Regions from separate parts of the Homo sapiens genome. Here regions 2, 3, 4 and 5 are each linked to region 1. Evidence: chromatin loops called from intact Hi-C (ENCODE). Cell type or tissue: heart right ventricle. All regions are shown on one strand.

Region 1 (5,000 bases):
TTTTGTTTTAACTCCATTTAAGTACTTGGCTTCTTTCAAATAAATACCAGGAATAGCACTTGCCAGAATTCAACTTCAATAGCACATATGTGTGAGTTTCAGCCCAAAGTGCTGTATTGGAAAGGCTGGCAACTCTTCTACGAGAAATTTCCCTCACCAGGATGTGTAGAAGACTGATTTCCATTATTTACATTACAGCAGGGACACTTTCCCATTCTGTTGCACTTGGGAAATAAGGAGCTGGAAATCTTTTAATTAAACAACTTGTTTTGTTTTGGTGACTAGCTCAGTGGAACCAGTACTGAAGGGAGGGTGTGGTGGAAGGTGGGGCTTTGCAGGCGGCACCCTGGCCAGTGGGCTCAGTGGTGTGGCTGGCAGAGTTTACTTCTTGAACCTGCAAAATGACTTGGCTTCAAAGTCACCTCGGTGAAAGTCAATTTGCTCTGGTGGAATTGAATTCAGAGATTAGAGGCACCACTGTCTCATGGAAATTTACAGGTGACACATGCTCTACAGGAGGGCAATGCTTTTTCTTTCTTAGCATCCCCACTCAGTTTAGAATAACAAGCAACATTAGCTACAGGGGAAAATAAATAAGTTCAGGAATGCAAACTACTTTTCCTAATTTACTGGGAAAGAACCTCTTTTCAGTATATAAATCAGGCCTTGTTGGGTTTTTTTTTTTCCATTTAAAAAAATTACAAAAACCAAATGTATCATTTGAAAAAAACACAACTATTAAGTATGTGTTGCTTTTAATTAATCAACTCAAGTCTTCCAAGCTACTAGCAAACAAAATGTGCATATATACTGGTACATTTAAGCAAGACTGTAACAAACATGCCATCTGTTTACAGTAACTTGATGTGAGTCCTACATATGCTGGCACACAAGGGGATGACCCAAGAGCTGTATTGGCTGGAATTTGCACCATTCGGACCCTGCATTTTTAGGAAGTGTGAGAAGTCATGCAGGCTTACTGGCCTTTAGAGAGACTTTAAATAGCTCTCCCCAAGCCAGCAGAGATGGCATATGCAACCTGGCTTGAGGTGCAAAGAACTGCCTGCAGAGGGCCGCCTGCCAGCAAGCGCACACACACGCACACCTGCTGCGCACGCTTGGCACGGCCAGTGGCGCTGGGTCCATCTCAGTGAAAAGCCCTCAGTCCTCTGCTTGATTCTTTTATGAAAACAGCACTGGGTAGCACTAGGGGAGGTCCCAAAGCTGCTTAAGTGGGATCAAACAAAGGTTCCAGGAGCATGTGTGCTCTTCAGAACGCAGGTTTCTTAAAGAAAAGGGAGGAAATTCAGTGATTGAATAGTTTGGGAGGTGCTGCAACCAGTCTGCTCCTCTAGAAAATGCATGGTGTTCATACACTGCCATAGTGGAGGGCCTGCAGCAAGGAACTCTGCTTAACTTTGTTTATAAAATAAAAATGCTTTTGAGCGGGGGACGGGAGAGTCCCCTGATCTGGAGAAAAGTAACCACTCCCTAAAAAATGGCCAGAGGAGCTCCCAGACAGAAATCCCATCCTACTTCTTCCTGCTTTGGTAAGGAAACAGGCACAGGGGAATGCACATCGTGTGGCATCTGGGGAGACTGGAGCCCCTACCCAGTGGTTCCCTGGTAAAGGTCTTGAAGATGAAAATTGCCCACTTGAGACCAATAGGAACTCCCATGCTTGGTTCAGCCCTGACTGGTAGAGATTTCCGCAAAGCTTCATTCAGAAGCTTGGTCTGGAGGTGAGGAGGGGCCTGTTTGAGCTCTCTGTCGATGACCAACTCTTCCCAGTTGACCAGGACTCTCCCAGGGTTAGCACTCAAAGTCCTGAATTCCAGGAATCTCCTCACACCTGGGCAAACCTGGACATTTGGTCACCTTAGCTCTCTCAGAAAAAAGACAAAGCATTCAATCCAATCTAGTTTTTAAAAGAAAATAAGAACTAGAGGTCTGTCCACAGGAGCTGCACAAGATTGCCTTTAACCTGGGTAATTCACCCTCTGCTTATTTTTGTTGCCTTTTAATCTGTTTCCTGGTAGTAAATCTCAGAGAAGAAAATGTACCGTGTGTTTGCCTGGGGCTGGGTGGGGCGTGGTAGCTGGGGACAGCTGGCTCAGAAGCCAGGGAAATCTCTTAAGGTGAGAGAAGCTGGTTGCACCCTGGGGCCTGTGGAAAGAAACAGCAGGCCAGCTGGTCTGGGCCCTAAGTGCCCCCCTTCCCCAGAGGCTGCTTAGCCCAGCCCTCTTCTACAGGGCTTCAGCCTGCAAGGGCCTTTCCCTGCTCCCTTCACTTCAAACCTTCTTCCCCACAATGCACTGGAGTGGATTAATTCCATGCTTTGCACTGTTTCACGCTGGGGAGGGAGTACGGCTCTGGGAAAAACATTAAAATGTGTTCTTGGCTCTTTTCACACCACACTTCTTTTCCTTGCTCCTTCTCTTCTTTCATCTTTGCTCCTTCTCTTCTTCCATCTTTGCCTTCTATCATTTTTATTTTTCTCTTCTAGGACTCAATTTTAAGTCCCACCACCGTCAAGCCCAAGTGCCACTACCGCCCCCTTGTGTTTTCTTGATGGAAGAACGCAGCCCCAGGGCTGCCCACACACCTGGAGAAAACTAGGGGTGGAAAGGTGTGATACATTTTCTTACCCATCATAAGGGGCACAGCTGACACTCCTATAGGAAAAGACAGGTTAACAAGAGGAAAGTGTAACAAATTATTTGAATCAAAGTTTTACATAGCGCAAGAGCCTTCACAAATGAAGACCCAAAGACCCAGAGAAAACCATCTATTTGTATGCTTACGTTCCATGAAGAGTGGACAACTATGTCAAAATGTGAGTGGACAAGGGGTGTGATCTAATGGCGATAGACCGAGGCAGGGGGACCCAGCCAGGTATGTCCAGACTCTTTTTGGCCTCTCTATGTAGGCTTTCTCCCCCGTATGGGGCAGAATCTTTCTGGAAAGAGAAAGGGAAGAAGGGAAAGAGTGACCTTTTCAGACTTTATGGCTTGCTTTGGGGAAGAGGGATCTTAGCTTTATGACCCACTGTTGCGGGAAGTCAGGGACCCCGAACGGAGGGACCGGCTGAAGCCATGGCAGAAGAACGTGGATTGTGAAGATTTCATGGACATTTATTAGTTCCCCAAATTAATACTTTTATAATTTCTTATGCCTGTCTTTACTGCAATCTCTGAACATAAATCGTGAAGATTTCATGGACACTTGTCACTTCCCCAATCAATACCCTTGTGATTTCCCATGCCTGTCTTTATTTTAATCTCTTAATCCTGTCATTTTATAAGCTGAGGAGGATGTATGTTGCCTCATGACTCCGTGATGATTGCGTTAACTGCACAAATTATAGAGCATGTGTGTTTGAACAATATGAAATCTGGGCACCCTGAAAAAAGAACAGGATAACAGCAATGTTCAGGGAACAAGAACCCACCTTGGAGAAGGGGGATTTTGGTTTCTATGATTTGCTTCAGGGGGAGAAAGAAGACAGGAGAAGATCAGAGGAGAGACTGCTTCTGAGGCCACGTCTGAGGCCTTCCAATCTCCTCCTTTAGTTCAAAGTACTCAGCGTGCCAAAGCACCATACTTTGGGGTAATGTTTTTTTGAGCCCCAACAGAACCAAAGACTGGATGTATGAACAGTTGTGAATAGCTAGAATGCCGATTGATTAAATAGGGTTGGCAGGCCAGGCATGGTGGCTTGTGCCTGTAATCCCAGCACTTCGGGAGGCTGAGGCAGGAGCGTTGCTTGAGCTCAGGAGTTCAAGACCAGCCTGGGTAACACAGTGAGACCCATCTCTACAAAAAAATAAAATATTAGCTGGACATGGTGGAATGCTCCTGCAGTCCCAGCTACTTGGGGGGCTGAGGCAGGAGAATTGCTTGAATCCAGGAGGTCAATGGCGTAGTGAACAATGATCATACTACTGCACTCTAGCCGAGCAACAGAGAAAGACTCTATCTCAAAAATAAATAAATAGGGTTGGCAAAAGAAACACATGCCAACTGAGGTGAAATTCAGACTGGGTGGCCTGAATGGCATCTGGGAAGCCAGAAAGTCTTGGGTAACTGAGGAATTCCCTAAGAGAGAACATCTTGATCTTGTCTATGTACAATGAGCCAGAGAGGGTCTTTATCTTCAGCTCTGATAAGCACATAAGGGCAGGGACTGTGTCTGTCTTAATATTGAATTTTTAATCCTTAGCACAGCACTTAGTCCATATTTACTGAGAGCTGTATGAGAGTCAGATTTATATCGTAATTACATTATTGTAATTACACATGAACAGAGAACACTATCATGTTTTTACTATGTGCAGGGCACTGTTCTATATATTTTGTATGTATTATTTTGCCTGTTTGTCACAAGCACCCTATAAACTCTCTCTCCCATTTTACAGACAAGGAAAGTAAGGCTGAGAATATGTAACTCACCCAGGGGAACTGGCAGAGTCAGTATTTGAATCCAGGCTGTCTGGTTCCTGAGCTCTCTCATGGACTCTTCCATTAAATGTCTCTCATTTATATGTGTCTATATTTTGTCACAATGCAAAAGCATCTGCTGTTAGCAAAATAAAATGCACTTTTTTTTTTTTTTTTTTTTTGAGATGGAGTTTCGCTCTTGTTGCCCAGTCTGGAATGCAGTGGTGCAATCTCAGCTCACTGCAACCTCCGCCTTCCATGTTCAAGTGATTTTCCTGCCTCAGCCTCCCAAGTACCTGCGATTAAAGGCGTCCGCCATCATGCTCCGCTAATTTTTTGTATTTTTAATAGAGATGGGGTTTCACCATGTTGGCCAGGCTGGTCTCAAACTCCTGACCTCAGGTGATCCACCCTCCTTGGCCTCCTAAAGTGCTGGGATTACAGGAGTGAGCCACTGTGCCTGGCCAAAATACACTTTTTAATCTAAAAAAATGATACATTATGGTTTACACTTGAGTACTCAAAACTAGCTAGAGTTTTTAAATATTCTTAACTGCTAA
Region 2 (5,000 bases), 110 kb before region 1:
ACCTGATGAATCAGCAACTCTGAGGGGGCGGTGGCCCAGTGACCTGTGTCACTTAAACAAATCCTCTGAGTGACTCCTAGGAGCAGTCCAGTTTGAGAACCACTGATGCAGGGAGTGAGAGCAGTGAGTCCAGCCTGGAGGGTCACAGCAGCTCTGCCACATTTTGGCTGGATGATCCCGAGCATCAGTGTCCTCCTTGGTAAAGTGGGGGTGTGAATGTAACAGAGAGGGAAGGCATAGTAATCAACTGCCTGTAGCCACTTCTGCTTTGTAAAGGAGACGGTGCATTCATATCAAAGGGAAAAATATACTCTAGGCCTCTTCATTCCACTGATCATGGCTAGAGAAAAGAAGGGAAAGACTGAGATTTCAAAAGTGATGCCAGTTCCGAGACCTGGAGACACTCATGGATGGACAAGAAGATCCCAGAGCCTGGTGGAGAGCTAATTTGAATTTGGGAGGCAGGGAGTGGGTGAGCCCAAAAGATGGAGAGATGGAGAAGAAGGAAGACCATCCTGTGAGGGAGGGGTGGAAACCCCTGATATTTGGTAGCATGGCCAAAAGACTTGGAAATGGGGTGACTAATGCCCAGTTTTATAGAAACTGGTAAATTTGACCTTGACCCACTGCAAGGCTTCATCTCTCCGTTGTCTTAAACCTTCTGTGAAGTTGGCCTCAGCACAATGCTACTGGGTAAATGTGTTCAGAAAACACACACACACACACACACACACACACACACACACACACACACACACACACACAAAGAAGAGCCATGTTCCCAGTCCTGGGCCACAGCTGCTGGGGAAGCAGAAGAGCTGAGTGAGGGATTGAGAGGGACAGCCTGAAACTGTGGAGTCAGCAGTGCCTTGAGAATTTCAGTTCCTGGGAATGTGCTACAATCTTGGTCTTCCCAATGGATTTAAGATAGGGGGGTTAAGCCAATTTTATTTCAATCTCAAGTGACAGAGTGACCTCAGTTGAGCCTGGATTGCATTGATAGCTACAGTGGGAGCCACTGTGGGAATCAAAGTAGAAAGCATGTGAATGCTAGCACATGGAATTTGGCACTTAGATTCTCAAGGTTTGGTAACCACAGTTAGTGTGGGAGTTGTTAATGAATACTGTTATTTTTAAAATTTCCAAGCTTGTCTATTTTGAAAAGGAATCTATTTTTTTTAATAAAGAAGAATTTGATGGAAAATTCTGCTGCCTCCCGGTAAATGTTTCTCTTAGTTAATTATGATCATAGATGGCTGCTGGTTGGATCATGACATCATCGGAACCTAGGCAGGGCCGCTCAGCTGGAAGCAGCTTGTTTGAAACTCCCTGAGGAAATCATCATTTTACTTTCACTGGGCTTGAGAAAGACCAGTGTACTAAGGCAAAAGCGTTGACAAACTATGGACCAAATCTGGTCCATGGCCCTGCTAAGAATGGCTTATACATTTTTAAAAGGTTGTTAAAAGAAAAAACAAAACAAAAAACCCCCCTAAAAACAACAAAAAAACCAAACCAAAGAATATGTGATGGAGATTGAATGTGGTCCACAAAACCTAAAATTTTTATTATCTGACTTTTCACAGAAAGTTGCTGAGCCCTGACTTAGGCCATGGTGGTGGTCAGACCCCACAGTTGGGGACTGCAGGGGTAGGGGAGGAAGTGTCCCAAGCATGGTAAGCAGCCTGGAGCCCAGGGATGCACCTTGTGTTTAAACCTGGCAGTGCATTTAGTCAAAGAAAAGGGCTGAGATCACATTATTCTGGCCACTTATCCTGGCCCCACAGAGCAAGGCCCAGGGAGGAAAAAGAGGCAGCCCAGGTCTCAGGACTGAGGCTTTAACATTGCAGATATGCAACCTCCTCTACTCCTAGAAGCCTCATGAGGGAGCCTCTGGAGTGGACAGTTGGCTTAGCCCATGGGAAGGACAGGAGTGGGGCAACTTGAGGACAAGGTCACTGTCTGTAAGGGAGGAAGGAGGTGGGAAGCAGGCTCAGGGGTGGGAGAGGACTGAGGACAGCCAGCTGCCGGGGGCCGAGGCCTTGGTCAGCTCAGCAAGCTGGTCCCATGGGGACACTGAGAGAACGGGCTGCTCCCTAAGGAAACTCGAGTTTTGGGTCAGTCTGATCCTACCAGACATCACATGAGACACCACGCAAGTGACCTCTACCCTGCCTTCTCCCTGAGAACATGGCTCACCATTCTCTCCTTGCTTTACCCCACCACCCTACTGGAAGAAAGAGAGAACAGCCAGCCTCCAGGGCCCTTCCTTTCCCTGGCCACCTTCCTTCAGACACAGCATGCTTGGATTCAGAGTAAGAAAGAAAATGAGAACTGAAAACTGGACCTTGTTTCATTCAAGTGCCTTGTTTTGAATCCTGTTTTTTTCTGTTCCTTTTTGGCACCGTGGGCATTCCTGCAGAGTGGAGTTTGAATAGAGGCACATTCTTCAGAGGGGAAAAGTCCCGCTGCCTGGCCCAGGGCTGAGCTCTTAGGCCAACACATACAGGGCTCTGGGTGGTTTGCTGATTCAGCAGGTGCTGGCTGCCCTTGGCCACCTTAAAGAGTCGCAGGGTGTCCCCTGAGCAAGCTCTTGGTGGCCAGATAAGTGACTGTGCTGGGCCCTGGGTCTCCTGGGGGTGGGAATCTTGCAGTCATCATTGGTGATGGTCATGTGGGCCTGAGCATGGTGTCAAGATGCTGGCACCCTGCAAGGGTGGAGCGTACCTCTAGAGATGCCCACTGTCAGAGTCCATTGTTGATTGTTATTTCCCTGGCATTTTTCAGAATAAGAGAGGTCACATCAGGGGAAGGTTGTTTTAAGCTGTCTAACAGAAGAGACCTTGCCTATTTTATTCCCTGCTGAATCTCCACTGCCCTTAACTGTGTGTGCCTCATGGAGGACACTCAAATATCTGTTGATATTGGTTGGGCATGTTGAAAACTCTATTTTTAAAAGAAAATAAACCCAAAAAGAAGGGGCGAGTCACTACTCAGACAGTTGGTGATTCAATAATCTATTCTGGAAATTCTTTCCCTGTAGACTCAGTCACTCAATTCCATCGAACCCCTACTGTGTGTTTAACTTTGTAATAGAAACAGAAAGATGTACTAGACTCAGGCAGTCACATCTAGATGAGAAAATGAACCAAAACCCATGTTCCGGCTGACTTACCTCTCCAGACTGACTGCACGCAGTTCTGTTTTGAACTTCAGTTTCAGCCCCATTTAATACTTGTATGTTGTAGCGAACAGAATATAGTGTAATATCTTAAGTGCCAGAAATCACTAGGTGCAAACCCTGGCTCTGCCAGTTTCTAGCAGTGCGACCTTAGGCAAGTTATTTTAATGCTCTCAGCCCCAGTTTTCTTCTGTGACATGGAGGTAATAATAGCCTCTATCTCAGGGTGTTGTTTTGAGGAAGAAGTGAAATGATGTGCATTATTTCAGATTTTATTTATTATGCACATGGCATTCCTAGGAGAGCACCTGGAGCAGAGTAGGAGTTTAATAGATTTTAGCTATTATTGTTGGGTATATATTTTTTGTCTTCTCTGCCTGGGATGCTGCCTATACTGCAGGCCAACTTTCCATTCATCCTCTAAGGCTCAGTTCAGCCAGGACAATACTTCCTTAAGATGAAGCATCTTTGGTCATTTTTCCTCACCCTTTTCTGGGAGGCACACTCAGGGGTGTCTCTTCTGTGCTTCCACTGTGACTTGTGCACATCTGTCCTGAGAGTCACTGCCTGGTGCTGTTATTTTCAGCTCCAATGTCTGCCTCTTCTTTAGACCTAGAGCCCCTTTAAGTCAAGGTACCAGTTTACTTACCCCCTACCCTCTTGGCTTACGTGATTTTTTATTGCGTTAGGAGTACAAGTGTTTGCTGAATAAATGAAGGGACAAGTAATATTCCATCATTTCAGGAATAAAGTATTGTGACAGATAATCAGGTCTTCCTTGAGGTCAGAAGAAAAGGACTAAAGCTTGTGGTATATGTTCAAAGAGGAAGAAAGGACAATTTGACAAGAAGAAGTAAAAGCCCATATATGGCATTCATTATAGTCTCAATGTTGGTGTCTACTCAATATTCATACATTGAAATCCCAACCCCCAAAGTGATGATATTAGGAGATGGGGCCTTTGGGAGGTGATTAGGCAGAGCCTTCATAAATAGGATTAGTGCTCTAATAAAAGAGACCTGAGAGAGCTAACTCACTCCTTCTACCATGTGAAGACACAGAGAGAAGGCACCAGGTATGAATGAGAAAGTGGGCCCTCACCAGACAATTAATCTGCTGGTGCCTTGATCTCAGACTTCTCAGCTTATGGAACTATGAGAAATAAAGCTGTGTCATTTATAAGCTACCCAGCTTGTGGTATTTTATTATAGTAGCCCCAATGGACTAAGACAATATTGTTATATTATCTATAATTTACTTTAAAGCAGCTCTGTTTAAAACATATGTTGATGATGTGTATTTCAGTTTGCTTAATGCTCTAAGCACAGTTATTTAGTATTTGAAGTTTCCTAATATTTCAGAAGTATTAGGGGTAGTTCTGTTATGTTCCAGACTGTGATACTAGCACTTCAGTTATATTTATTTCCAATGGACACCAGAACTTTTGTTTATTAGCATACTGGGTGTTAGATTTTATTTTTTATTGGTGAAACGAGTGGTGTTTGTTGGATCGGTTAGGAAGGCTGCACAGGGGTCCTTGCCTTTGTGTGATTAGGGCATGAGCAGCTCACACCCTCTGGAGTGTCCCCCAAGTCTTAGAATTCTGCTAGATTCTGTGTTCATTTGCTTAAGGAGAATCGTGTCATTTGACCAATTAACTGAACCCTGCTGCTAGCTCCTTGTCACATCTGCTTGGAATGAAAGGACAGAGAGCTAGGATAAACCAGGTGGTCCTATGTTTGCTGAGCTTGCAAACCAGGTGGTCTGATGTTTTCGTTGCTGCTGGCTGATAGGTCTCTCTATGTGTCAGAGTTTGGTC
Region 3 (5,000 bases), 500 kb before region 1:
AATTACTTACTGAATATGGTATTATAACAAAAGGATTTTTGTATAACTCAAAAACATAATTTTAAAATTTATATCAAAAATAAATTCTCAAGAATAGCTTAATTAGTTTTGAGAAAGAAGAACAAGATAAGAGATTTGCTCTGCTAGATAACAGAACACATTCTAAAGCTATTATAACTCTAAAAAATGTAGTATTGATGCAGGCCAAACATATAGATTTAGTGGAACTGATTCGTGAGTACATAAAGAGATAAGATTCACTTGTCTACAACGTGCACCTTGACTTATGATGGGGTTACATCCCTAAGTTGCAAATAATGTAAGTGCAAAATGGATTTAATACACCTAACCTACTGAACATCATAGCTTAGTCTAGCCTACCTTTAATGTGCTGAGAACACTTAACATTAGCCTACAGTTGGTCAGAATCATCTAACATAAAGCCGACTGTATAATAAAGTATTGAATATCTCATGTAATTTATTGAATACTGCATTGAAAGTGAAGAACAAAATGATTGTGTGGGTACTCAAAGTATGCTTTCTACTGAATGCATATCACTTCCATGTTAGCTGAAAAATCCTAAGTCAAACTCTCATAAGTTTGGGACAATCTGTATATGGGATTTGGTTTTGACTGAAGGTAGTGTTTCAAATCAGTAGGAGAAAGATTTGTACTAAGAAAATTGACCATTTGGAAAAAATAAGGCTAGCTCTTGTAACCTCATTTCATTCACAAAACTAAATTCTACATTGATTAAAGAACTGAATATTTAAAAATAAGTAAAAGTGTGAGGTCTATAAAATATAAAATTTAACAGTCATATGGAAAAGATATTAGCTAGCATCATAATCAGAATTTTATTTTATCATTTTTTTTTAATAGAGATGGGATCTCCCTATGTTGCCCAAGCTTATCTTGAACTCCTGGGCTCAAGCGGTCTGCCTGCCTTGGCCTCCCAAAGTGCTGGGATTGCAGGTGTGAGCTACTGTGCCTGACTGTAATCAGAATTTATTAATTATATCAGTTACATAAAATTGGAAAATATACCAGAACCAGGTGGAATACTAAATTGAAAATTATTTTTTAATCATTTAGGGAGATGTGAACCACAGAAATTATTTGTTAAATTATTTTTAAGAGTATTTAGTTTCACTCATTAAAAATTTCATTCCCCCTTGAGGTATTTTGAAATAGAATATTTAAGGGCATTGACTAAATGTTAGCTCTGCATTACAAGTCTTTAATGTTTGGTGTTATCAGAAAAAACAGTTATCACCATTTACTGAGTACCATCGACCCTTTATTTCTTTAGTCCAGTGGGTTTTTTTCACATTAACATCATATATTTCTTTTTAATCACTTTTATATATGCACATAATGTCAGCATGTCTTCTTAGAAACTATATCAAGTAAATGTGGGCCTATAAACATAAAAGATCAAAGAGTACTGTTGTCACACATGCTTTTAGCAAAAAAGATAACCCAGGTTCTTTTCACAAACTATTGTGTAATAAAGTCTTTCCTTTTGTATAAGCATCATTTTTTTTTGTTCTTAGAAATATATTGTTCACTTGTCTGTTCTTAACTTGAGAAAATTCATCTAGGACATTGGCATCTGAAAATTCATAGTATCAAAATTTTCGTGACATGATTAATTTCACCAGCATTATTAGATTTTAGTTTAATGGTATCTTCACCATTTTTCCATTATCTTGTTCAGTCTTTTCTAGCATAGTTATGAGTAATTGGTGAATAATAAAATAATTCCTAGGGTAATGAAATAGCAAATGTTTCAGGACGTAGGAAAAATAAAATTGCCAAGATTCTTTATCTTAGGCTTGTAAAAGGGTCTAACAGGGCCATGTGGTAATTGCATATCCTATTTTTTTGCAAAAATAAATAAATTTTCTCTTTGATATTTTAAAGACCTCTAAAAAGAATAAAAGTCATAAAACATCCATTCTGATAAAGAGAACTGCTAAAAAACAAACACCTGAAGCTAAAATTGGGTCTGGCAGACCCTGGTGATGGTATGCTGAAGGATGACCAGCAGGTGGAGCTACATGACCAGGAGAGGCATAAAAGGATCACCCATCTGTAAAAGGAGGAAAAACACTTTATGTTTAAAATTGTATACTTTAGAGGCTGGAGTAAGACAAGAAATAATTTAAAAGAAAAAATGCCACAGAATAAGAAGAAAGCAAAAAAGATCTCTTCAGAGATATCTTAGGGGGAAGAATACGGAATTGGGAAGGGGATATATACCTTGCCAATAGAAGCAAAAATATTTGTTACTTTTTTATTTGAAAATTATTATATAAATTTGATAAACAAAGAAATTTTAACAAAAAACTGTATTTTCTACTAAAATGGCAACAGTATTTGGTTTCTCTTATAAAATTTGTTTCTTTTAGCTGATAAAGGCCCTTCCCTTAGACCCAACTTAAATACTAGCTTGTATGTGAACCTTTCTACCAGTTTACCTATCTGATTTACTAATTATTTGTAAGAAACATAATTTTCTGCTTCAAAACTGAAATTTATCTTTAAAAAAAACTTCTGTGCATCACATACCTACATAGAAAAATATTATTCATTTATTCACTTATGACATGAAGGGTGATACGATTCTATATCATTGGTCATGCTAAAGGAATGAAAATTATTCTAGAAATAACTTTTTATCCTGCTTTCTCTGTCTTTATACTCTTAAAATATTTTTCCCTTTAAATAGACATTCTAAAAAGGAATAGACAAGTATTACTAAAATATTAGGTCATGTGTAGATGAAAGCAAAAAAAATTTGTAACAAAAATCAGAGTAAGAAAGGGCAGCATTTTAGGAGATCTTGTCCTCTAAACACTAGCTGACCCTGAATAATTGATAAAATTCTTGGTAATCCTAAAATGTGGTTTACCTTATTCTATAGTATTAAGTAACCATTAAAAAAATGAATAGTAACAATTACAGCAAAGTAATGTGCACAGATTAAGACAACTCATTTCTCTCTTTTTTTTTAACTTAAACATGACATGTTTATAGATTCTTTAAAACTTGATATTTTCAATAAAAACAATTTAGTCAATAAAGGAAATTTTTCCTCACAAATTACTATGTAGAATGTTGTATTTCAAACATGTTGCTTTTTAAGTTAATACTTCATTAGTTTATCCATATCTGTAACTATGCATAGATTAAAGGGAAAATGAACAACAAATAGTAAAACCATCACTTTTCCTTGTGGGCAATCTGAATTTGGGCAGTTGATAGGAAGATATATTAGTTTTCTAGGGTTGCCATAACAAACTACCACAACCTACATGGCTTAGCATAACAGAAATACATTCTTTCACAGTTCTAGAGACTAAAGTCCAAAATTAAGGCTAGGAGTCCAAAAGCAAGGTGTCACCAGAACCATGCTCCCTCCAAAGGCTTAGAGTAGAATCTTCCCTTGCCTCTACCTAGCTTCTGGGGGCTGCAAGCAATCCTCGGTTTCCTTGGCTTGTAGCTTTATCATTCTACTCTCTATCTCTGTCATCAGTGGTCTTCTTCCTTGTGTCTCTGTCTCCAGATCTCCCTCTCAAGGACACCAGTCACTAGATTTAAGGTTCACCCTAATTTAGTATTAATGTGCTTTAGCTTGATGATGTCTACAAAGACACTATTTCAAAATCAGGTCACATTCCCAGATACCAGGGGTTAGGACCTTTTTGGGGGACACAATTTAACTCTCAACAGAAATTAATAGTTTACATTTGTCATCATTTCAGCCATTGCAGAGTAATTATCTTACAATGCTTCATTGATTTACTTAACCAGTATTTATTGTTTTCCTACTGTGTCCCAGGCACTATACTGATGTTGGAAAAGATAGACGTAGTGCCTGCCCTTGTTGGACACAAAGTCTAATGGGAACATATAGACAGTATAGCAAATGATACAGCATGATAAGGGATAATTCAATGTATTATGAGTGACTGTTTTTGTAAGAACAGTTGAGGAGCACCAAACCCACAGATGAGGGATGCAAATTTATAGGAAGTTAAATAAGACAACTTCAGTGAAGGCAGTGTTGGAAAGAGAACTTTTGATTTGTTGATACCTCAGAGAGCAGCTGAGATGGAGACGCAAGAAGTCTTCAGCTCAACGCACTTCTGAGGTAGTAACAGCCAATATACTAGCTTTCATTAACTTGACACTAATTGCTATGGGCTGCAGTGGGTCTGAGACAGCTAAGAATGTGGACTTAAGGTGGGAAAGTATGGCAGTGATGTGCTAACAAGAGACTCAGCTCTCTGAGAGAGGGAAAGACTCCCATTAATAGCCTTTGCCAATTTCATTGGTATAAATACGCTCACTATGATCAATCTCAAGCTACCAAGGATGATGCGACTAGAGAAAGGGAAGAGTTGTACACCATCTGCTCTCGGGAGCTGGTGTGAGCAGCCCTCAGCACGCCACTGAGGGAGGGAGAGAAGGGAGTAAGGAATTGAGGCAAGGGGAGAGAAAGCCAGGTGTTGAGAGCTAATAGAAAGTGCTTTCCAATATTGGCTTTGCATTGTCCTTGGAAGGGAATTTTGCAGGGAGTGAGTGGGGAGATCTGCATTTCCAATGAAACATCGTTGTATACTTATATTTTAATATTTCTTTATGATGACTTCTTATTTTGAAGCCAAATAGAAGAAACTTAATAGTTTATTTTTGCCTTACATTTTTCATGTTAAATATATTAAAGAAAATGTATTTTAGCTAAGGGACAGTAGATGCAAATGTAATAATAAAATATTATAGCCCTCTAGAAATAATGGGCTTATAGAATTTAATGAATATTTTAAACATTTTATTAAAATATTTTAATGACTCAAAACCCACTTTTGTAATGTGAAAACAAAGGATAATTTTTTCCTCATATCAACCTAAATGAACTCTTCTACCTTTTTTTCTTTTCTTTTTTTTCTTGATCTCTGTGGCTGCATGTGAGTATCCAGCTGTGCCCT
Region 4 (5,000 bases), 54 kb after region 1:
AAATCTGTATCAATCAATATTCTCCATAGAAACCAAACCAATAGGACACACACACACACACACACACACACACACACACAGAGAGAGAGAGAGAGAGAGAGAGAGAGAGAGAGAATTATTTTAAAGAATTGGCTCACACCATTGTGGGAGCTGGCAAACCTGAAATCTCTCCCTTTCTCTCTCTCTCTCTCTCTCTCTCTCTCTCTCTCTCTCTCTCTCCCCCCCCTTCCTCCCCTCCCTCCCTCCCTTCCTCCCTTCCTTCCTTTCTTCCTTCCTTCTTACCAAGTCTCGCTCTGTCTCCCAGGCTGGAGTGCAGTGGCGCCATCTCGGCTCACTGCAACCTCCGCCTCCTGGGTTCAAGTGATTCTCCTGCCTCAGCCTCCTGAGTAGCTGGGATTACAGCAGTGTGCCACCATGCCAAGCTAAAATCTGAAATCTTACAGCAGACCAGCACTCAAACTCAGGGAAGAGCTGATGTTGCAAGTCTTGAGGCAGAATTCCTCCTTCTTTGATAAGCCTCAGTCTTCGCTGTTAAGGCCTTCACCTGATTGGAAAAGGCCCACCCATATGATTGAGGGTAATCTCCTTTACTCAAAATCAACTGTAAATGTTAATCACATCTACAAAATACTTTCACAGCAACATCTAGTCTAGTGTGTGGCCAAACAACAAGGCATTATAGCCTAGCCAAGTTGACATATAAGATTAACTATCACATAATCTTTGTCCTCCAATCTTAATTTCCTTAATGTTTCTAACCTCCTACTTCCTTAAAATGGGTGGCTGTGGTGTGATTTCAGAAATGTAAACCTTAGCATGAGGGTGGAAACCACTATAGAAAACACAGAAATCATCGTTTTTCATACTAGTCCAAAGGATCCATACAGATGTCTCCAGACAGATTCAGCTCAATTTTCCAGATGTGAACACTTATACTGTTTCAGATTTAATCCATGGTGTTCTGCTGTGGGAAGGGGGGACTGGAAAGATGTTTTCTTTAGCATCTGCAATATAAGACAGAATGCAGTCCATGTCCCCACAAGTATCCCAAACAATGGGTCCAGGCTCAATCACTAAAGGGAAAAATTAGGGTTAGAAACCTTTACGTATGGTCTGTCTGAGCCAGCCTCTGGCTGACAAACCACTCATCCAATGATGGTAGTCCACTTGTTTGACAGCACTATGAATACATACAGTATGTTCTGGGCAGGTGGTTTGACAAATATTCCAGGGCAATTTATAAGATTTTAGCTCAAGCATCCTTCAGACTGTTTAAGGCCTGTTTTGGGTATTAGTGTGTACTTAGCAGATTATTAAAAAAAAAAAACTTTCATAACGTGAAATTCCTTTTTCTTCATAGGGATAATTTTAACCTGCTGGTAGTTTTCGTTTTTATGTGCTGTGATAGTGCTTGTTTATCTCAAAGTTTGTGTAAGGTTAGGCTGTTTCTACCCCAAAAGCCACTTCATTCCCTTGGCTAAAGCAAAGTCATGGGAATCAGTTACCCTTAGGGGGCAAAAACATACAAGCAAGTCTCCCATTAATGTTGAGGGGGAGTTTTGGGTACTAGCTGTCAGAGTTTCACCCTGCCTTATCTTAAAGTCTTCTTTCTAACTCATTGAAGACAAATAACACAGGGTGTTGGTGGGTGTGTGTGTTTATATGAGGGTGTGGGGAGAACACACGGACTTTGGGGAGCAGCCAATTTGGTGCAATTTGGGAATGATTGCCTTGTACAGAGCCAGCCTGAATAGTTTCCTTCCTCTGCGTATTTTAATAATTGTCAAGGCAAAAATAAAAGTGGCTGCGTTCCCTCTTTGGTGATGTCTCCGATCTGGAAGCCCTGTTGCTCTCCTGGGTCCCTCAGCGCCACAACGGACGTCAGTGGGAAGGGACCCTGTGTCCTTCGATGTCAAAGAGTTTCATCCCTATTTTAAGCCTGGGGTGGGGGAGCCCCGCTGCCAGGGGCAGCCAGAGAACCGATTTCCCCCTCCCGATGAGTCTGAGCTCTGGCAAAGTCTTCCGACAGCGCTCCCGGGAGCTTCCTAGGGATTGCTGACCTGACAGTGTCCACCGTTGAGGGGAGAATAATTGTGAACATCTATGCTGGCTTGTTTTAAAAAGCTAAGCGGCTGGCAGCGGGGCGTGCCTGTGGCCCGTCTTGCAGGTTCCGCGGCTGTGCAGTGAGTGCGCTTCTGGGCTGCAGGAGTGGGGCAAGGACGCCCCTCGGCCAGGTGTGGCTGGAGGCTGGGGAGGAGGAGAGCGCCCTCTGGTGGCCGAAAGAGAGACTGCCTGCGGGGCCCGGGCACCGGGAGGCTGGGTTTTCTCTGCAAAGAGCCTTGTCCGCAGATGGAAGCAAAGCAAACCCAAACTCCTTTCGGCTGCTGTGCTACCCTTTCTTCCGTTTTCTCAGGAGGGAGGATGATGGGCGCTGGGGAAGGAAAAGAAGAGCTAAGGATCTTCCTGTTTCTCCCTGGGGGCGAGCTTTTGTGCTGACTGAGGGGGACGGCTTTCTTATTGCTGACCCAAAGGTCCTTCCTTCTCCAGTGTTTGCCTAGTGTTTGAGGGGCGCACTTTCCTTTCCCCAGTGTGTCTTTTTTTTTTGCATGATCCTGCAGTGGCCTTCATGGTGTTGCCCCATCCAACTTTAATTCGGGGCCTCAAAATTGGGAGTAGGGACATAAAATGTGTGTGTGTTTGTGTGTGTGTGTGTTTTAGAACAGGCTCGAACTGGACTCTACCACCCCCTCCCACTGTGACGACTTCCCAGTGGGGGAGCAAGTCCCTTGAAAACAGCCAGCCTTTTGTTTGGGGTATTAGAGCAATTTCATTTCAGTCCTGTTCATTATTCAGAAAATTTTTTTTTAAATATCATTTATTACACTCTTTGCTTTTATTTTTTTGAGGCAGAAACTCACTGTCGCCCAGGCTGAAGTTCAGTGGCAGGATCTCTGCTCACTGCAGCCTCCGCTTCCCGGGTTCAAACAATTCTCCTGCCTCAGCTTCCCAAGTAACTGAGACTACAGGTGTGCACCACCACGCCTGGGTAATTTTTGTATTTTTAGTAGAGAACGGGATTTCATTATGTTGGCCAGGCTACTCTTGAACTCCTGACCTCAGGTGACCCACCTGCCTCGGCCTCCAAAAGTGCTGGGATTACAGGCGTGAGTCACCACGCCCAGCCCCATTATTTAAAATTTTGTTTAAACTCCTTGCACAGCTTTTTTCCTCAGGTGAGGCTGGAGCCATGGACCTGGCTCTGTGTGTGTGTGTGTGTGTGTGTGTGTGTGTGTGTGAGACCCATGCCCTTCCCATATTGTCCTAGGCTGGTTTCTCCAAAATGCAAGTCACAAGCCATTGCTGGCTCATAATATCAATTTAGAAAGTCACAATCTTTATTTTTCTTTAAAGGAGTAGAATGGAATACAAATTACAAAGTACATTCCAAGTAATAGAGTATGATTTCCTCAAAAAGCTGTTTCAGGTGTGTGTGTATGTGTGTGTGTGTGTGTGTGAAAATAAATGTGATAATAGATGTCAGCTGCCTGGAATTGTGTGAATCGTGTCATAATGTAAAACATTTACTGTGGGTCATGCTTAGAGAAGTTTGAAAGTCATTGTTTTAGCCAGGGGTGGTGGACATGCACTTGTGGTCCCTGCTACTCAGGAGGCTGAGGCAGGAGGATCTCTTGAGCTCTGGAGATGGAGGCTGCAGTGAGCTGTGATTGTATCATTGCACTCCAGCCTGGGTGACAGAGCGAGACCTTGTCTTTAAAAGAAAAAAAAAGAAAGAAAGTCACTGTTGTAGATGTGGCTTCTTGTTTGAGCAAAGGAAGGTGGGGTGCAGGGGAAGGGGAAAGGAGAAGGGAGCAGAAAGAGGAATCTTGAGGGACCCTCTGCTGCAGATTAGTGAAGTATGTCTGCCCCAGCCTTACCCTGGCCACTTCTGGTCCTTCTGCGGTGATGGGCTCCACTGTAGTGGTGTTGCTGTCATAGCTGGTGTTTGTGGTTGTTTAGGAGCTGTGTTCAGTTTCAGCTTCACTGAGGAGCTACCACGTTTCCAAGACAACAGGAAAAAACATCCCACTAAATACCATGTTGCACAAACTTTTTATTGGAATGTCTACAATCTTCCATGTACCTTTTTCTTTAGTCATATAATATTGTATGTTCTTGGCTTCCATTTCTCCCCACTGCAATATTCCTGCCATCTGGGGTCTCTTTTCCTATCACCCTGCAACTTCCCAAAAGCTTCCTCTGAGCTGCTGAATGGGAACCGACCCAAGCCTCCTCTGGACCCCCCACATTTGGTCTCCTTGGCTATTACATGTTTTCTTTCATTTTTCCTCACAGTGAAATGAGTGGTTTATCTGTCTCCTCTACCAGACCGTATTTCCTAGAGGATGTGGGTCACAGTCCAGTTGTCCTTGCATGCTTTGTAGCACTTTCCATAGAGTAAGTGGTGAAAATGATCATAGCACATTGAATGGCAAAAAGGAACTTCTTAGTCATCTCTTAGGAAGCATTTTCTATAATTGTCTGGTTGCAATTCAGGATTATCATTGTGTGCCAACAGCTGCAGGCTCATTTTAAATGTTGATTCTACAAATCCTCTCAAATAACAATGCCTTATGTTGACTTAGATTTTATAAAATGTCCTAGGTCACATGGTTTTGTTTAAAACACTTCTTTTGTCTTTGAAACAGCCAAGTGAAGTTCGATGTGGTAGATGTTACTTTCATTTTTTAGATGAGGAACTGTTCAGAAAGTGTAAGTGACTTGCCCAAGGTTCCTTGGATAGTAAATCACAGCTTGTGTTCTGTTCCTCTCACCTCTTTGCACAGAGCTTTGACATTCTTCTGTCAAGTCACCTTGCAAGTCTCATGCTTTCTGGGTAAGTAAATGCCATCCATGTACTTGTCCCGGGTCTTCAGTGATAAGTTTTGGTCCTGTCCTCAGCTGCTGGTGCCTCACTGAGTATATGACACTAGGCAAGCCAT
Region 5 (5,000 bases), 88 kb before region 1:
AAATTTGAGATCAGAGAAATAGTAAGGGTCAAAACCTGAAAGTCTTGACAGTCATGCTAAGAGCTTTGAGCTGTATATTGACAATATAGGTAAGCCCCTGAGTGATTTAAAGTCAGCAGTGACATAAACCAATGTGCATTTTTAGAAATAAAAATTCTATTGGCAATATAGACTAGAAGAGGCAGCATTGCATCTAGAGAGAACCATTAGGCGGTGATTGCTGTCATTAGTAAGAAATTGTGAAGGCCAGAGTTGAAGCAATTAAAGAGAGATAAGTTCATTGCTTCATGAAGTAGAATTCAGTAAACAATTTGGGATAGGCAAGAGGTAGATAAAGTTGGGGGAAAAGTACAAAAGATTGTGGCTTCACTAGAACAGTTGACACTTGAACAACATGGATATGAACTGTGGGTCCACTTATATGCAGATTTTCTTCTGCCTCTGCCACCTCTGAGACAGCAAGAGAAACCCCCCTCTTCCTCCTCCTCCTCTTTGGCCTCCTCAACATGAAGATGATGAGGATGAAAACCTTTATGATGATTCATTTCCACGTAAAAAATATGATATGGTTTGGCTGTGTGCCCACCCAAATCTCATCCTGAATTCCCACATGTTGTGGGAGGGGCCTGGAGGGAGATAATTGAATCATGGGGGCAGGGCTTTCCCATGCTCTTCTCATGATAGTGAATAAGTCTCATGAGATCTGTTGGTCTTGTAAGGTGGAGTTTCCCTGCACAAGCTCTTTTGCCTGCTGCCATCCATGTAAGAGGTGACTTGCTCCTCCTTGCCTTCTACTGTGATTATGAGCCTTCCCCAGTCACATGGAACTGTAAGTCCATTAAACCTCTTTCTTTTGTAAATTACCCAGCCTCGGGTATGTCTTTATCAGCAGTGTGAAAATGGACTAATGCAGGATAGTAGTTTCTCTTCCTTATTGTTTTCTTAATAACATTTTATTTTCTCTAGTTTGCTTTATTGTAAAAATATAGTATCTTATACATATCCAAAATATATATAACACATACAAAATATGTGTTAGTCAACTATTTCTGTTATTAGTAATGCTTCTGGTCAACAGTAGACTATTAGTAGATAAGTATTGGAGGAGTCAAAAGTTATATGTGGAGTTTTGACTGCATGGGAAGATGGCGGTTGGCACTCCTAACTCCTATTGTTGTTCCAAGCTCAACTCTATTACTATAAACAAGGAAAGGGAATATTAGAAAATAAGTAGATACTGGAGAAAAGGAAATATTCAGCCTTAAATAGATTTTGTTGGGTAGGTGCAATATTTAAATGGAAATCTAGATTTGTCTGTCATCAGCAAAGCTGTCTTACGGTAGAGAAAACTTTGAGTATAGATGATAGCACCCACTTGTATATGGAGGACATGAACAAGAAGACCAAGGATGGAACTTAAGAGAACCCTAAAATTCAGGAGGCAAATGGGAAGGTCAAGAATCAGCAAAGGAAACAGAATGAGTGGCCGGAGGTAGGAGAAACTGCAGTGAAATGTAAAAGGAAAGAGATTTTCGCAGCAAGATGTCATTAATAATCTAAATTGTTACATAAAGGTTAAAAAAAAAAAAGGCCCAGGAAGAATCCATTGTACTCCTTGGTGACTATTAATTTGTGGTCAAGTTAATGCAGGTAATTTAACTGCAGCACTGGGGAATGATGAATCCCATGGTTTAGAGAGAGAACTGGAGGTGAGGAAGTCAATAGAACTTGATTGTGAAGACAGGAAGAAGAGAAGTGAGAACTTGCTAAAGACATGGGGTCAAAGGTGGGCTGTTGTTCAGGTTGGTGCAAAAGATCTGAGGATAGATATCAGTAGAGGGAAAAGAGCCGTGTAAGAGCCCTTCTAGAAAGGTAGCTGGAGGAAAGGCAATGAATGCTGTGACCAAGGACAGTGTTTCAGGCCTGGACTTGGTTTTAGTGTCTGACCCAGAAGGATACATAATTCTCCTTATTGTAGCAATCAAGGAAGACGGTGAACTCTGGAAGCAAAACTGATGTATCTGGAGGAAAGGAAAAGTCTTGAGGGTGTGTTCTCCTTCCTTCCTTCAGGCTAGTGTTTAGTGATGGAGCACAGGGTTGGGTGTTGGAGGACTCTTGCTGTGAAAGGCACAGAAGTTCTTGCTTTTCATTCGTGTCGTTTAAGGACCTGCTCTTATACAATGCTAGGTTTTTCTAGGAGTGTAACACTCCTGGCTCTGTACACATGACGTAATCCTCACTTTCTGTTCCTAAGCATAATCCGCAGCACAATGAGTTCATTTTCTTCTGTGGGGTGGGAGTTCTGGGCACAAGCTGCCGAAGCATTGGCAGGCAGGTAGCGAGAGGATTATCAAATTTGACATCGCCTTTGGTATAACAAGATCCTTGAATTTTCGGAGGACTTTTAAAATTCATTTCTAGCTAATTATAAAAATCAAAGCTAAATTTGCAATTTCAGGATGAGAAATTATTGATAATGACTGGCATTTTCATTCTATTTTAGTAGCAAATTGAAACATTTTAAATTGTCAATGATTGCCAAGAACCTGGACAATCATTCTGGGTTGTTGATGCTTGATGTCTAAAATGGCAATTTACACAGGTCTCAGTGACATGTCAGGAGTCTTGGCTGGTACTGTGGGTGATTACAATGTGACCTTGGCCATGTCTTCTTGACCAGGTCTGCTCAGTATTTCAAGTAGTTACTGTTTTTTTTCCTATCATTTACTTGGAGCTGTGTGAAGTCATATATAAGCTGGACTCTTGGGTAAGGGATAAGAAACCAAATTTACTTGCTTTTCCTAGGAATTCTGCTCATATGATAATTTGGAGCTCCCATTGTGTCTACCAGACCAAGAAGGGTGTGAAGACCAAGCGGCTCAACCTAAGGAGGTTATCTCAGGTTAAGTTCCCACAGGCTAGAGATGCTCCACAAACAGGATGGCCTCAGACTTGGGCAAACCAGGGAACTTTCAGGCATAGCACAGCAAACCGTGGGCCCAGACATCCAGGTGCACAATTACATGTACAGAAAGCAGTGCTTCACTGGGGTTGCAGGAGTGGATTCTGGGCCTAGACCTTCCCTCTTGCATGAGCCTTTGCACTGATGCTCACTCAATATGAAATTGGGGCTATGATGAGAATCAAGGAAACTCATTCCTCTTGAATTCAACTAAACTGTATTGAATACCTAGTAGGTACCAAACGCTGCTGAAAGTAGTGGAGATATAACCATGATCAGGATAGACAGTTCCTGCCCTCCTGAAACTGACAGTCTAGTGGGTGTGAAATTATCTTGGCAATGGATGTGTCTTGGTCAGTGTATTAGTTTGCTGATGCTGCTGGAACAAAATACCAGAAACTAGGTAACTTAAAACAATAGAAATGTATTCTCTGACAGCTCTGGAGGTCAGACATCTAAAATTAGAGTATCAGCAGGGGTGCACTAGGCTTCCTCCAAAGGCTTTAGGATCAAGAATCCTTCCTTGACGGTCCTTGCCAGCAAGACTTGTAGATGTACCACGCTAATTTCCATCTTCACATGGTCTTCTTCCCAGTGTGCATTTGTCTCTGTGTCCAAATTTCCCCCTTCTTATAAAAATACTATGAATATTGGATTTAGGGCCCACCCTAATTCAGTACAACCTCATCTTAACTTGATTGCATCTGCAAAGACCCTATTTCCAAGTAAGGTCCTATTTGTGATTCCAGGTGAACACAAATCTGGGGGGTGGGGAGGCGCAGGGAGGGGAGCTCTTCAACCCAATACAGTCAGTTTCCTTTTGGGTATACTGCATCACTAACAAGAGGATTTGATGTTCTCCAAGCACTGGGAAAGTGACTTGTATGTTACCCTTAATATTGGCCGAAAGATTGCAACAAGCTATTTGCATTCCCACCTGACATTACTTGAGTGAGGAGCAAGTAGTCAGGTGGTGGGTCGATTTCCATAAACACTTCCCAGTGAATTTCTCTGAAGCAGATAGATGCTGCAGTTTACCCACTTCATGCACCAATGTTGACAAGGGCACTGCATATGATAAACACAAATAACATCTTTTCACTGCCCTGGAACTATGGACCCTGAGCTATGGGATCCAGGGAGGGTGACTACAAGCCCTGGTTTGTTGAATTTGTCTTGAAATAGAGATGTCTATTCATGTTACAAGGCTAAAAAGTAGTCTAAAGGATGGACAATAGATTTTCTTCTTGGGAGTGGACTGTCTAGTAAAAAGTCTTGATAGGTAATTGGGTAGAAAGAATTGAGACTGATAGGCTGCTGGGATGCCCTGAATAGTCATGTAAGTTTCTAAAAGATTGGAATACCTTCCTTATAGTTGTTAAATAGCCACTGGTGGATTTTTGTAATTTTTTAAATAATTGTTTGTTGTGTAATGGAATATATTTTACACAGAAAGGTCTTCAGAGGAGGTGGGCGGGGGAGAAGGAGACATTATCAGAGAGCATGGGGTGCAGGGGAGGGAAACAGGCAGGATGGACTTTGCTGTAATAAATGTAAGTAAACTGTGGTACTACTCAATGATAAATAGGCTCAGCTAACAGCACATTAACAAATCAATACCTACAAAAACTGCTTGCGGTACAGGTACAGTTTATACCACATAGCTCTGCTACAGAGTTCTGGATTTAGAGAAACTAGAATTTTCTCTCCTTATCAAATTTTTGTCATCTATAGTTAGTCATTGCATCTTAAACAATTCTATTAATATAAACTTAAAAAAAACCTGTCTACCCACCAATGTAAAAAAGAAATTACTTTATTCCCTTAAATTTAACTTAATTGCACTACTAATCAGAATTCTTGGTTAAAAAAAAGTTTTTTTCTGTGTGTATCTTGGACAAATCTGTCAGTGCAAGTTAGGGTGATTAAATTTGATACATTCCCTGTTGTGTATGTATGATGTTTTTATGATAGTTTTTTTTAAACAGCCTGTAACAATAATAATGATGGTAATTGTAATGATGATAACAATTATAAC

Evidence for each region. Peaks named below come from ENCODE experiments on the same cell type or tissue, not always from the same donor. Only the 100,000 strongest peaks of a DNase experiment are listed, where the experiment ranks them.
Region 2: it touches region 1 in a loop (2.9-fold over the local background); 16 of 110 quality-filtered maps call a loop at or near these places.
Region 3: it touches region 1 in a loop (16-fold over the local background); 65 of 110 quality-filtered maps call a loop at or near these places.
Region 4: a loop joins it to region 1, with 6 times the contacts of the local background. A loop is called at or near these places in 21 of 110 quality-filtered maps.
Region 5: a loop joins it to region 1, with 2.0 times the contacts of the local background. A loop is called at or near these places in 9 of 110 quality-filtered maps.

What each region holds. Positions count from the first base shown.
Region 1 is chr18:61,633,555-61,638,554 of GRCh38, reverse strand. No RefSeq gene overlaps it. Among named protein-coding and RNA genes, the nearest start is that of LINC01544, 110 kb to the left of the region's middle. RefSeq lists an enhancer at 2,595-2,644. In heart right ventricle, CTCF peaks have their summits at 2,357 and 2,560 (motif pointing left); DNase peaks (open chromatin) are centred at 2,173 and 2,554; H3K4me3 peaks cover 368 bases; H3K27ac peaks cover 1,353 bases.
Region 2 is chr18:61,740,271-61,745,270 of GRCh38, reverse strand. No RefSeq gene overlaps it. Among named protein-coding and RNA genes, the nearest start is that of LINC01544, 5.4 kb to the left of the region's middle. In heart right ventricle, CTCF peaks have their summits at 1,881 and 2,208; DNase peaks (open chromatin) are centred at 772, 1,304 and 2,010; H3K27ac peaks cover 5,000 bases.
Region 3 is chr18:62,128,560-62,133,559 of GRCh38, reverse strand. The region is part of intron 14 of PIGN (phosphatidylinositol glycan anchor biosynthesis class N); the gene reads left to right. Among named protein-coding and RNA genes, the nearest start is that of PIGN, 56 kb to the left of the region's middle. In heart right ventricle, CTCF peaks have their summits at 1,846 and 2,045 (motif pointing right); a DNase peak (open chromatin) is centred at 2,055.
Region 4 is chr18:61,579,301-61,584,300 of GRCh38, reverse strand. LOC124904314 (a long non-coding RNA gene) reads left to right here. Exons shown (of 7, transcript XR_007066395.1): 6 at 4,845-4,894. Among named protein-coding and RNA genes, the nearest start is that of LINC01544, 170 kb to the left of the region's middle. In heart right ventricle, CTCF peaks have their summits at 2,060 and 2,263 (motif pointing left); DNase peaks (open chromatin) are centred at 1,970 and 2,270; H3K4me3 peaks cover 1,280 bases; H3K27ac peaks cover 2,715 bases.
Region 5 is chr18:61,721,969-61,726,968 of GRCh38, reverse strand. No RefSeq gene overlaps it. Among named protein-coding and RNA genes, the nearest start is that of LINC01544, 24 kb to the left of the region's middle. In heart right ventricle, no CTCF peak of the experiment used is centred here; no DNase peak of the experiment used is centred here.